Linked DNA regions of Homo sapiens: all the other regions are linked to region 3. A link is a contact called in ENCODE Hi-C or POLR2A ChIA-PET data. All regions are on one chromosome and are shown on one strand. The core of a region is the stretch at or near the end of the contact, and the rest is flanking DNA. Distances in the headings are between cores, read along the strand shown. Region 1 overlaps BACH2 (BACH transcriptional regulator 2). Region 2 overlaps BACH2 (BACH transcriptional regulator 2). Region 3 has its middle 81 kb from the start of MIR4464.

Evidence for each region. A loop is a pair of places that touch in the nucleus more often than their neighbours do. ChIA-PET counts read pairs that join two places held with the same protein, here RNA polymerase II (POLR2A). Pooled maps may share reads with other maps.
Region 1: a pooled map shows a loop between it and region 3 (3-fold over the local background). The contact joins two enhancer-like sites. A Hi-C loop is called at or near these places in 5 of 50 pooled maps. POLR2A ChIA-PET finds 5 or more read pairs at or near these places in 2 of 52 experiments (BJ and activated T-cell).
Region 2: a pooled map shows a loop between it and region 3 (2.5-fold over the local background). The contact joins two enhancer-like sites. A Hi-C loop is called at or near these places in 8 of 50 pooled maps. POLR2A ChIA-PET finds 5 or more read pairs at or near these places in 2 of 52 experiments (BJ and naive thymus-derived CD8-positive, alpha-beta T cell).

The regions. Positions count from the first base shown.
Region 1 is chr6:90,024,204-90,027,371 of GRCh38, forward strand. All of the region lies in intron 5 of BACH2 (BACH transcriptional regulator 2), which reads right to left. Among named protein-coding and RNA genes, the nearest start is that of GJA10, 130 kb to the left of the region's middle. Within about 2 kb of position 1,687, at least 2 of the 41 ENCODE cell types and tissues checked have a DNase peak (open chromatin) inside an H3K27ac peak, as active enhancers do.
Region 2 is chr6:89,998,648-90,001,891 of GRCh38, forward strand. The region is part of intron 6 of BACH2 (BACH transcriptional regulator 2); the gene reads right to left. It also overlaps the pseudogene RN7SKP110. Among named protein-coding and RNA genes, the nearest start is that of GJA10, 110 kb to the left of the region's middle. Within about 2 kb of position 1,550, at least 4 of the 41 ENCODE cell types and tissues checked have a DNase peak (open chromatin) inside an H3K27ac peak, as active enhancers do.
Region 3 is chr6:90,391,737-90,395,185 of GRCh38, forward strand. No RefSeq gene overlaps it. Among named protein-coding and RNA genes, the nearest start is that of MIR4464, 81 kb to the left of the region's middle. Within about 2 kb of position 1,720, at least 2 of the 41 ENCODE cell types and tissues checked have a DNase peak (open chromatin) inside an H3K27ac peak, as active enhancers do.

The DNA of each region.
Region 1 (3,168 bases), core at 437-2,936, 370 kb before region 3:
GTATTGAGCACCTCCTTTAGGTTCTGTGACTTAATCACAAAGGTCCTAGGGTGCGCTTTGGGCTTCAAATGAAAAAAAACACACCCACACCTTAAATCCTACAACTTATGGTCAGGAAGGTCCTTAAAGGCAATCAAATCTAACCAATTCCAAGTTGTACGTTTTCAGTAATAATCTACAAAAATGGGCCAAATACAGGGATGAGGCCTTTTGGGAGATGGTAAGAAATCTGAGCCCAGGCCTTTGCTTTGCAGTAAAACTTTTTTCAGAGATCTCGTGTTTTGTCTTCTCTCTTGTTAAAACCAAATCACTTCATGCACTTCTATTTCCTTATCTATGCAAGGAGGAAATAAACTAGGTGACTTTTTAGTTCTAGTTTCTATGGTTCTATGAAAGTATAGGAACTTTAGGAAAATCCTGAAACATGAGCTTTTCTAACTGTGGTTCCTGAGAAGACTTTTTAAGGAAGCTAGAGATGCTCAAAAGAACACAACTGGCTGGAAGGGAAAAATGCCATCACATAACTTTTGAGAGAGATGAAGAAGAGGGGAAGACCCATCCAATAACAGTGTGAACTTTCCCCCTTATAAACAGAGTCAACCCAAAGGATGAATCAAAGGTCAACTTTCACACATTAATGGAACACAGTGCCCATCAGTACTGAGCAATAGTTCGGCATTCTCTTTCCATGGCCAAAACAGTGCTCTGGTGTGCAGGTCAGCGTCTCCCTCAAAAGCCGTCTTAGGTATGTGGCTCTGGAATTAAGCGGGGTGTCCATCCTCTCCTCTTGTCTCCACCCAGCGATGTCAGATGAGACTACCCCGTTTAGCGGGCCAGAGAGAAGGCTACAACTGGGATTTAACAATAGCATGGTGCATAAACTGTCATCTCAAAAAGGAGATGAAATCAGCGGGTGAAAGGGAGCCCATGTCAGGCCATCCAAGGGGCATGATTACTGTTAGTGGTGGTTGGTGGTGGTGGGGCAGTGGGTGTGTGGACCAGGGAGAAAATGTGCAATTTAGCCATGGGCAGATTTGGATATGCAGCTTTGTGATCATCGCACTGGTCTTTTTTATATGTTGATGCTTGCTTTTGCTTCTTTTGTGTAACCCCCCAGTTAAGAGTAAAGCCAAAGCCTCCATCTATTCTTCTGGGATAGGTCATTTTCTACTCTTGGCAAGCCTTCTTTTCTATATTGTCACTTCCAGTTTGTCTCTGGTATTACTTCTTTGTGTCTATGTTCTCCATTTATATTCACTTCTCATACATTAATCTCTGCTTCCTATTAGCATGTGCTTCATGCCTATTAGGAGTTAGAGGACAGAGAAAAGTCATTTCTTTTCTGCATTTCTCTTTATCAGGGCATCTGTGTGAAATATTCTCTCCCAGTGTCCCCTTCCCTCCCCTTGTAGCCAGAGAAATATTACCCTAGAGCTTCACGCTGCTAATGTGAGAAGAAATTGTGAACAGTGATTAGGAGGCTAAATGAGGGTGGTGGAACCTATTTACTTCATTAAAGTTCCTTCAGGGAAAATACGAGGATGGGAAACTGAGAGATAAGGGTTAATACTAAAAGAATAACAGATCCATTTGACTCAGAGCAATCTTCAGTCTGCCTGGATTCTATCAGACACCCTTCTCCATGGGGAAATCATTACAGAGAAATGACATGCAAAGTGCGCCATAAAGCATCTGAGTCAAACCAGAGGGAGGATGACTCAACGGATCATTTTACATTTTAATAGAAGGCACTGCAGATTTGTACCTAGTGCACAGTTCAACACAGGGCTCATAACTCCTCCCCAAAACTTCTTCATCGGGTGGGAGGGGAGTTCCCAGAACCTGACAGAAATTATTCTGTCTTAGAAAAAAACCAAGTCAAAACTCACAACAGAGAATCAAGACTAAGAAAAGACAACAGATAGTCAAATGCCGAAAAGAGGGGAGACTGCAAGTCTAATTTCAACTTTAGCATTTCTGTCAAACCTAAGACACAGCCTGAAAATTGAGCTCAGTAATTAGTGGACTTCAGATGTCATAAAGGAGTGGGGAAGATGGAAGGAGGAATGGAGGGAGAGAGAGGAAAGAGGAGAACGCTATCAAAGTGCTATAATTAAATAATTGTGTTTCTTAAATTAGTTTTGCAAGATTTTCCAATGATAATTACTGTCAGAAGTTTGCCCACCAGGTCAGTGACAATGCTGGGCTTGAGTTTCCATGTGAAGTCAAGAAGCAATATATTAGTCATGCCATTGTTCCTAGTATGTTTCCCAGGCCAGGTATTGCTTATAGATGCTAATATGTATAACCTGCCAAAGTTAGATTCATCTGACCAGGGATTATGATGTTAAGAGACTGGATTGTCAAACCTAACTCCTTCTTGGAATGGGGGTGGGGGTTACCTCCAGACACACTTTTGTCTGCCTATACATAAAGAATATCTATAGTTTCACAGCTGTTCATCCGCCTGATCTCTACTGTTGCCTGCCCCAGCTCCTAAGAGGGCACGCGGTTTACAGGTAGGAAAGGAAACAGAAGTGAATACTGAGGCTTGGCAGAAATACAGCTTTCACAGAAAAGATTCTTAATAAAAGGAAACTTGCTCCTTTCATGCATGGGGGTCTTTTGGACAAAATGATTCTGTTCTGAAACATCATCTCTGCAGGGATGCAGGCTAGAACGAATGAAGTTTAGATTGCAAGTTGGTTCACCCGGTAACTAAGAAAATCGAAATTCAAGACCAAAGGCAGGCAGCATCTAATGGGGTGAAAGTCATCTAGCTTGAGGGTCATTCAGGTAGTGTTTTGAGAAAGGTTTGATTTCCACTGGAGCCTAGGCACACCTGAAACCCACTCCTGTTTTTCCATTTAAAAATGATGAAAACCATGAGGCTAAGACCACTGGTTGGCAGTCTGTTAAGTCCCATATCAAGTAACAAAAGCATCTGGACCACCTGTCACCAAGCAGGAGGTCAAATGGAACTGGAATGTTAACACGCAGGTCAAATGCCCTTCAGAGAACACGGGGAAAAGGCAGTGAAAAGGAATGGGAGAAAAAGAATGTGCTTGGAGCTTTCCAAGTCCCTGTCCTGTCCTTGGCAGCTTCTCAGAATGACGATTATTGTGACCAAAAGGTAGTGACACACATGCTACATGACACTTAGTATAC
Region 2 (3,244 bases), core at 300-2,799, 390 kb before region 3:
CTATTTTCTTTGTGCTTTTAAGAACAGCCTTCTTTCTTTTTTCCCTTTTTTTTTTTAACTGACCACCATGCATCACTCCAATGCCTGGGTATGATCCATTTTATTAAAAAATTCCTGAATCAATTTCCTGGCTTACAGCTTATCCAACCAAGATTCCAGGTGTTCTCACCATAAGAAGGGCCTCTTTCAAAAGCTGTCTGCTTTTATAACTGCACACCCACCAGAAATGTCATGAACACCCCAACAATGGAGTTGAAACCTGAAGACATTGGGTGACATTCCAAATTTTTGAATGGAATGCGAATCCATTAAGATTATTAGGTAACTTTATTGATATCCTCAGATTTGTGCCAAATGTTAAAGCTGCCAAAGAAAAGACAGAACAAAAACTGACTCTTGGATTCTAACTCTGAGTATTTTGGTGTGGAAACTGTGTTTTCTTGTAACTCACTTAAAAAACACACCGTGCTTTCACTGTTTAACTGCAATCTCAGTTTTCAGGAAGCAAGAGAAATGAGATACATAATCAATGTTTGCCTTCTATTCAGCTTTCAGCCTAAATGATCCTGCACTTGTATTGGCAAATGAGGACAGGTATTAACAGCGAACAGGAAACCTATTCTAAGAAGGACTGGCTCAAGTGAAGCACCACTGCATCGTGAGTGACTCAACCATCTACTCAAAGAGTGATTACTCTGCAAGGATGAAGCCATGCTAATTGGACAATGGCTTGCTGCCAGTTCGTGCTGGCGTGACCTACAATACCCTTGGCTGACAGCCATGATGTCTCTTTGTCACACCTTTTTTTTTTTTTTTCCAAGGGTGTAGGGTGTAATCTGGATGGGAAGTAGAAATAATTTTGAAAAACTCTCACAAGTGCTATTTAAATTCTTATCATAAATTAAAAAGTTTAATTAAGTACCTTGGTAAAGGCCCGGGTTCTATGATTAACTACGACAAAATAATAGTTATGATGACTGATCAAGTGAGGAACTTTATAGCTCTGAACTTTGTCTTTAAAGCTATTATTAATTTTAATTGAAATAGCTAAGAGACTCCATAATGGGAGAAAGAAAGAAACATGAAGGATATTTTGTTCATATACAGAGGAGTTTAAAAATGAATAGATACGCCGGTAACTATTTTAAAAAAATTGATGCAAACAAGTTTACTTTCAGAGGCCTTGTCATAAATCTATTTCAAAATGTTGATTATTGTGGTCATCCTACATCAGATAGGGATAAATAGACATAGTGAAAAGAAATCTTAAAAACGGCTTTGAAATCAGGTCACTTAAAATGATTTTTAGATATGTCTTAGGTTTTTGTCTACTCAACTCCTACTACTATGCCAAAAGAGGAACACATTTCTGCATAAGTTTCTTTAAATAGGCTTACTGGCCTCAGGATTTAAAAAATGTAAGAGGTTTGGAAACAGCTTATGTGTCTCAGTTTTAAAATTAGCTATTGCTGTGGCTATTTTCACACTAGATTTCCCTCCCTCTGTATCAGCACCACAGCCTCCAGGGCTGGAGTCACAATAGTATTAGCTCCCCTTTCTGTGGCGCTGCCTTACCGCAACTCCATCCGAGACTGAGGACCACATTTCAGGGCTAGCAGTCACCTCTGCGTTACTATAAATAAGTTCTGCCTTTAGGCATTTCAAAATTATCAGTATGATTCTAGGACTTGAAAACTTCTCATTTGCCAGCAAGTAGTTACCTGAAATATTTTGACTTCTTATTTATTTGCTTTTTTTTCATCTGCTGCCAAGTCTTACTAACGCAACTTGGAAAATTGCACCACAGCTTTTAATGAGGATTCTGAGGTAACAGCCATTTCATCAGAGAAGACTGTTCTTTCCTTTTAGGGGAATAATAACACCTACTGTTTCTATAGCACCATCCTTCCAAGAAGTTTAACACATCACATTTCATTTATCTGAACAGCGGCCCTGCAAGTCAAACTGGTAACTAGCATTGTTACTCCTTGTACACTCATATTGAAATTGAGGTCATTAAATGTGAACTAATTTTCTCAAAATCTTAACACCTTCTGACATGGTTAAAGAGCCATGATCCGCCTATGTTCTAGGTGATCAGATAGCCCAGAAGTCTCTTTCCGCTCTTTAGCTGTCATCTCCTGTGAATGCCTGTAAGGAAGGCCCTTTCTGAAAAGTCAGGGAAAAGTCATAAAAGTGGGAGAACTGAGCTTGTGCCTCTTCTGGAGTCCTGTGGTTCTCTCCCTTCCTGGCCAGTTTGCCTCCCATCTTTATGGCTTTTCCCTACCTCTCAATCCAAACATCCCTCCACTCTTCCTGACCAACAGGATTTTTTCTCTCTTCCTCCAACAGGAAGCTAGCCAAGTTCAAGGACTGTAAACCTGTGTGACATAGGCTAGGATCTCAGAGATCATCCAGCCCCAATCCATCATTTTCAGATTAGGATGTGACTTATTGAGTCTGGCCATTTGGTTAGTAGATCCCATCCTCTGTTGCATACTGAAGGCAATTGAACTTCTGTCTCCTGTATCATCAAGTTTTCTCTCTCTTTTGGAACTTTCCCTTCAGCCCAGGTATTAGGACAGGTTAGGCTTTGCTGTGCTAACAGATAAAACACCACATCTTGAGAGATTGTTTGGAGCTTCTAGCAGGCAGCACAGCTATGTATATACTTGTGAATGAAGAACGGTCCTCCTCTATCAGGGAAGGTCGTCCTCTTCAACCAAGCCTGCAGCTTCAGGAGGGACACACGTGGAGCAGTGAGGGAGGGAAACGACACCCACTGAGCCAGCCAGATCAGCCCAATCAACCTGGCGATGTTGGGGTGACAGATGTTGCAGCCAGATTGCCTTCACATCCAGAAACACCAAATCTTGAGTGCTTAATTAACTTAAAAGTTTATTTCTCATCATGTCAGAGTCTGATTTGAGTCAGATGGATTTTGCTGGCTCTCTTCCAACAGTGACTCAGGGACCTAGGCTACAGCTTCATCACTCTAGAGTCCTTTGACACCAGCTAAGTGGATGGGACAAAGCATAAAGAGCTTATACCTACTTTTGACTGCCTTGGAGCAGAGTCCTCACCTCACATTTCATCAGCTAGATCTAGTCATATGGCCTACCTGATTACAAATTTAGTCTTCCTGTGTGTCTAGGAAAGAGGAAAACTGGGTGTGGGTGAGCAATGGTAATCTTCACCACAGAGTACAAACATGTTGGGATTTCTTCCTACTTAAAATAAAAAA
Region 3 (3,449 bases), core at 470-2,969:
AAATTATAAAAATATATCCTAATTTTATCCACAATGACCTCAGTTAACCATAAGGTATTTTCTAAGGCCATAGAACTATATTAGATAATTGATATGAACCCTTGTTAGTAATCAAGATGATAAAAGATATGACACGTAGACACATTGAAATGTAAATATTTATACTGTCTTAACAAGCAAGGGTAATCAACTACAGATAAGGCAGGAGTCAGTGTCATTGCCTCTGATAGGAATCAGGATGAGGCTGAGTATTCTGGGGTGAGTGGGGTAAGCTCTGAGAGACAGTAGGAGACTAGTGGTTGGCTGGAAACTTCAGAGGAAAGGCTGGGTGCAGAAACCCACCCAAGTTCCCCCTCCCTGGGAGTGGCCACTGGCAGAAACTCCTGGAGACAATGATCAGAAGTTGTAACTAACCAGGACTTGAATGAAAGGTTTCAAGAAATCTGGGAGTAGCAGACTGGGAAGATTCAAGAAGCAGGCATAGAAAAACATCTGAGCCTTTTGCCCTTGATATATATATATATATGAATACTTACTTCCTCCATTTACATATATAAAATTATATATATATGAATACTTAGTTCCTCCATTTACATGTATAAAATTATATATATATATATATATATATATATATATATATATATGAAGATTTCCTCCATTTAGGTATTTGTTCAAGTTTCTTTCTCATTTGTCTATGTCTTCAACAGGTTCATCTTTATCATTGCTATTTACTTGTCTTAGATTGCAAATGAAGACAAAGTAGGGAGCACGTAGAGTTTACTCTATACATCACAGTACAGTAAAAGACATCTAAAGGGCTTTTGAATGATGAATTATTCAAATTTATTTACTTATTGTGCACTTATATAAAATTCTTTTTTTTTCTTTGAGACGGAGTCTCGCTCTGTCACCCAGGCTGGAGCGCAGCGGTGCAATCTCGGCTCACTGTAACCTCCACCTCCCGGGTTCAAGCAATTCTCTTGCCTCAGCCTCCTGAGTAGCTGGGATTACAGGCTCGTCTCACCATGCCCAACTAATTTTTGTGTTTTTAGTAGAGACAGGGTTTCACCAGGCTGGTCTCGAACTCCTAAGCTCAGGTGATCCACCCGCCTCAGCCCCCCAGAGTGCTGGGATTACAGGCATGAGCCACTGCATCCAGCCAAATATATAAAATTATTTGTGAGCTATGAATGGGTGGAAGTATGAGTAACCTAGGGTCTGACTGTTTGGAAATTTCACACAGTAAGATAATGAAGGGTACACATGAATGGAACAGATAGTAAGGCCTGCCACTGAATAGTAGCAGTAGTAGCAGTAGTAGCAGTACTAGTAGTAGTAGTAGTAGTAGCAGCAGCAGTAGCTAGGCTCTTGGGTTGTGGGGTAGAGCCAATTCCAATCTCAGCTCTATGAACCACTGTTTGGGTGTTCTTGGGCAAGATAACCTCTTCTTATCTATAAATGGGGATGATGATGTTGATAGTAATACCTGTATCATAAGGTTGTTATGAAGACTAAATGAGACGATACATGTACCATGTTTAGCATGTCTGCTGTGTAGAATCTAGCTCATCAAATGTGAACCTGCAGCTGCTGAGGCTCTGCTAACAATAACCGTGTCTGAACAAGGGTGCGCTTTCCAATTCGATTGTGCCAGACTCACTACAGGATGTAGAAGGTGAGGAGAGAAACCCCGCAAGAGACAACATTAATTTGGTAGTGCCTGGGGTCAGCGTGTGTGTGCACCACTGCCCTCTACTGGAAGCAGTTCCCACAGATTTCTAAGAAATAACCAAGTGATTTCAGCACTCCCTTGTTTCAACATCCTGTAGTCTCCTTTGCAGAGAGCTTCACAGCCCATCTGAGATAATCTCCCCCCCTTTTCTGATACTTAGAGGCAGAAAAAATCCTATTGTCTGCTAGCCTCAGCTTCTCACCTGCTTTTAACTAATATGCAGTCTGGACAGGTATTGATTTTTCTGCTTTTCTCTGATTGCACTCATCAGTCATTTTATATTACTGGAGAGTCCATTAGCAATAAAAATAAAGGATGGATGTTACAAAGCCCATTAGAGAAACTTGCTCTCTGGATCTTTGGGACCAGGAAAACAATTAAAAGCACGTCATCTTATAAACATTCTAATAGAATTATTAGAAGGGTGAATAAACCCAGGATGTGATTACCAAGGGATGAAATGAAATCCTCCTTACTAGTCAATTAGAAGGGATTGCCCCGATGTTCCATAACACTGTGGTATGTAGGTGAGATGAAAAGATTAAATACTAGAATAAAGGACCATTACACAACAGAGATTCAGCTGTAGGCTCCCGCATAAGTGAATTTCAGGGCTATGATGAAGAATCTGAGATGAGAGAAAGGAAGTGTTTAAATATAAAAGAAAGAAGTGACTATCCAATTCTGACTTGGAAATGTAGGTAAGTTGATGAAACAAAGCCATCACTTCACTAGGTTGGGTCTAACTTGCTTCCCTTGTGCAGACGGTCACTGAAATTCTTCATGAGAAACGGAGAATAAAGCAGGACCAGACTCCAAGACTCTGATGCTTGTTGCCTGGAGAATGTTACTGATGCTGCTGCAGGTCCTCATGCTTCCTGGGTTGGCATGAGCTATGGATGTGAGTGACTAGCATCATTCTTAGCACAGGTTGGTACTCAAATATGTTAGTTCTCTTTCTCCTTTCCCCACTGGTGGGAGGGTGCATAGAATCAATGATTTTGAGAAGCCCATATTTCCAGTGACTATTATGCTGCATTTAACTTAATTTCCTTTTATTTTCATTAGCTTCTAAGTGTAAACAGTTTTCACATTAAGGGCTATTTGGACGTTTATTCTCTTTAGATGATCACTGAGTATATGTTAAGTTGGTTGAGGCTCTTTGGTCCAGAAAGCAGTAGATACTTGCAAAAAAATCATGTTATAGGTGGCAAATTTTTTTTCAACTTTTATTTTGGGTTCAGGGGGTATACGTGCAGGTTTTTTACTGGGTAAATTGTGTGTTTCTGAGGTTTGATGTACGAATGATCCCATCACCCATGTAGTGAGTATAGTACCTGATATGTTGTTTTTCAACCGGGGTCTCCCTCCCTACCTCCCACCTCTGGTAGTCCTGAGTGTCCAGTGTTCCCATTTTTATGTATAGGAGGCAAATTTTATGGTTTTTTTTCTCTCATCATAACAAGACATCAAGTTGTTTGGCATTGTACTAGGTTTTTCTACTGATTATAAAGTTGCTACACTGTGTTCTTTTCTCTAGATTGTAATTTATTATCTGTAAGTAGTATAACAGTAAATACTGAGAATAATTTTTAAAATTAACAATTCCACCTCTCTTATATATGAAGTATTTACATTTTCCATGTTCTTCCAATCTTTATCCATGTGGATGTTTACTCTTTATGTAGATTCTTGCATTTTTTAATTTGATGTTATT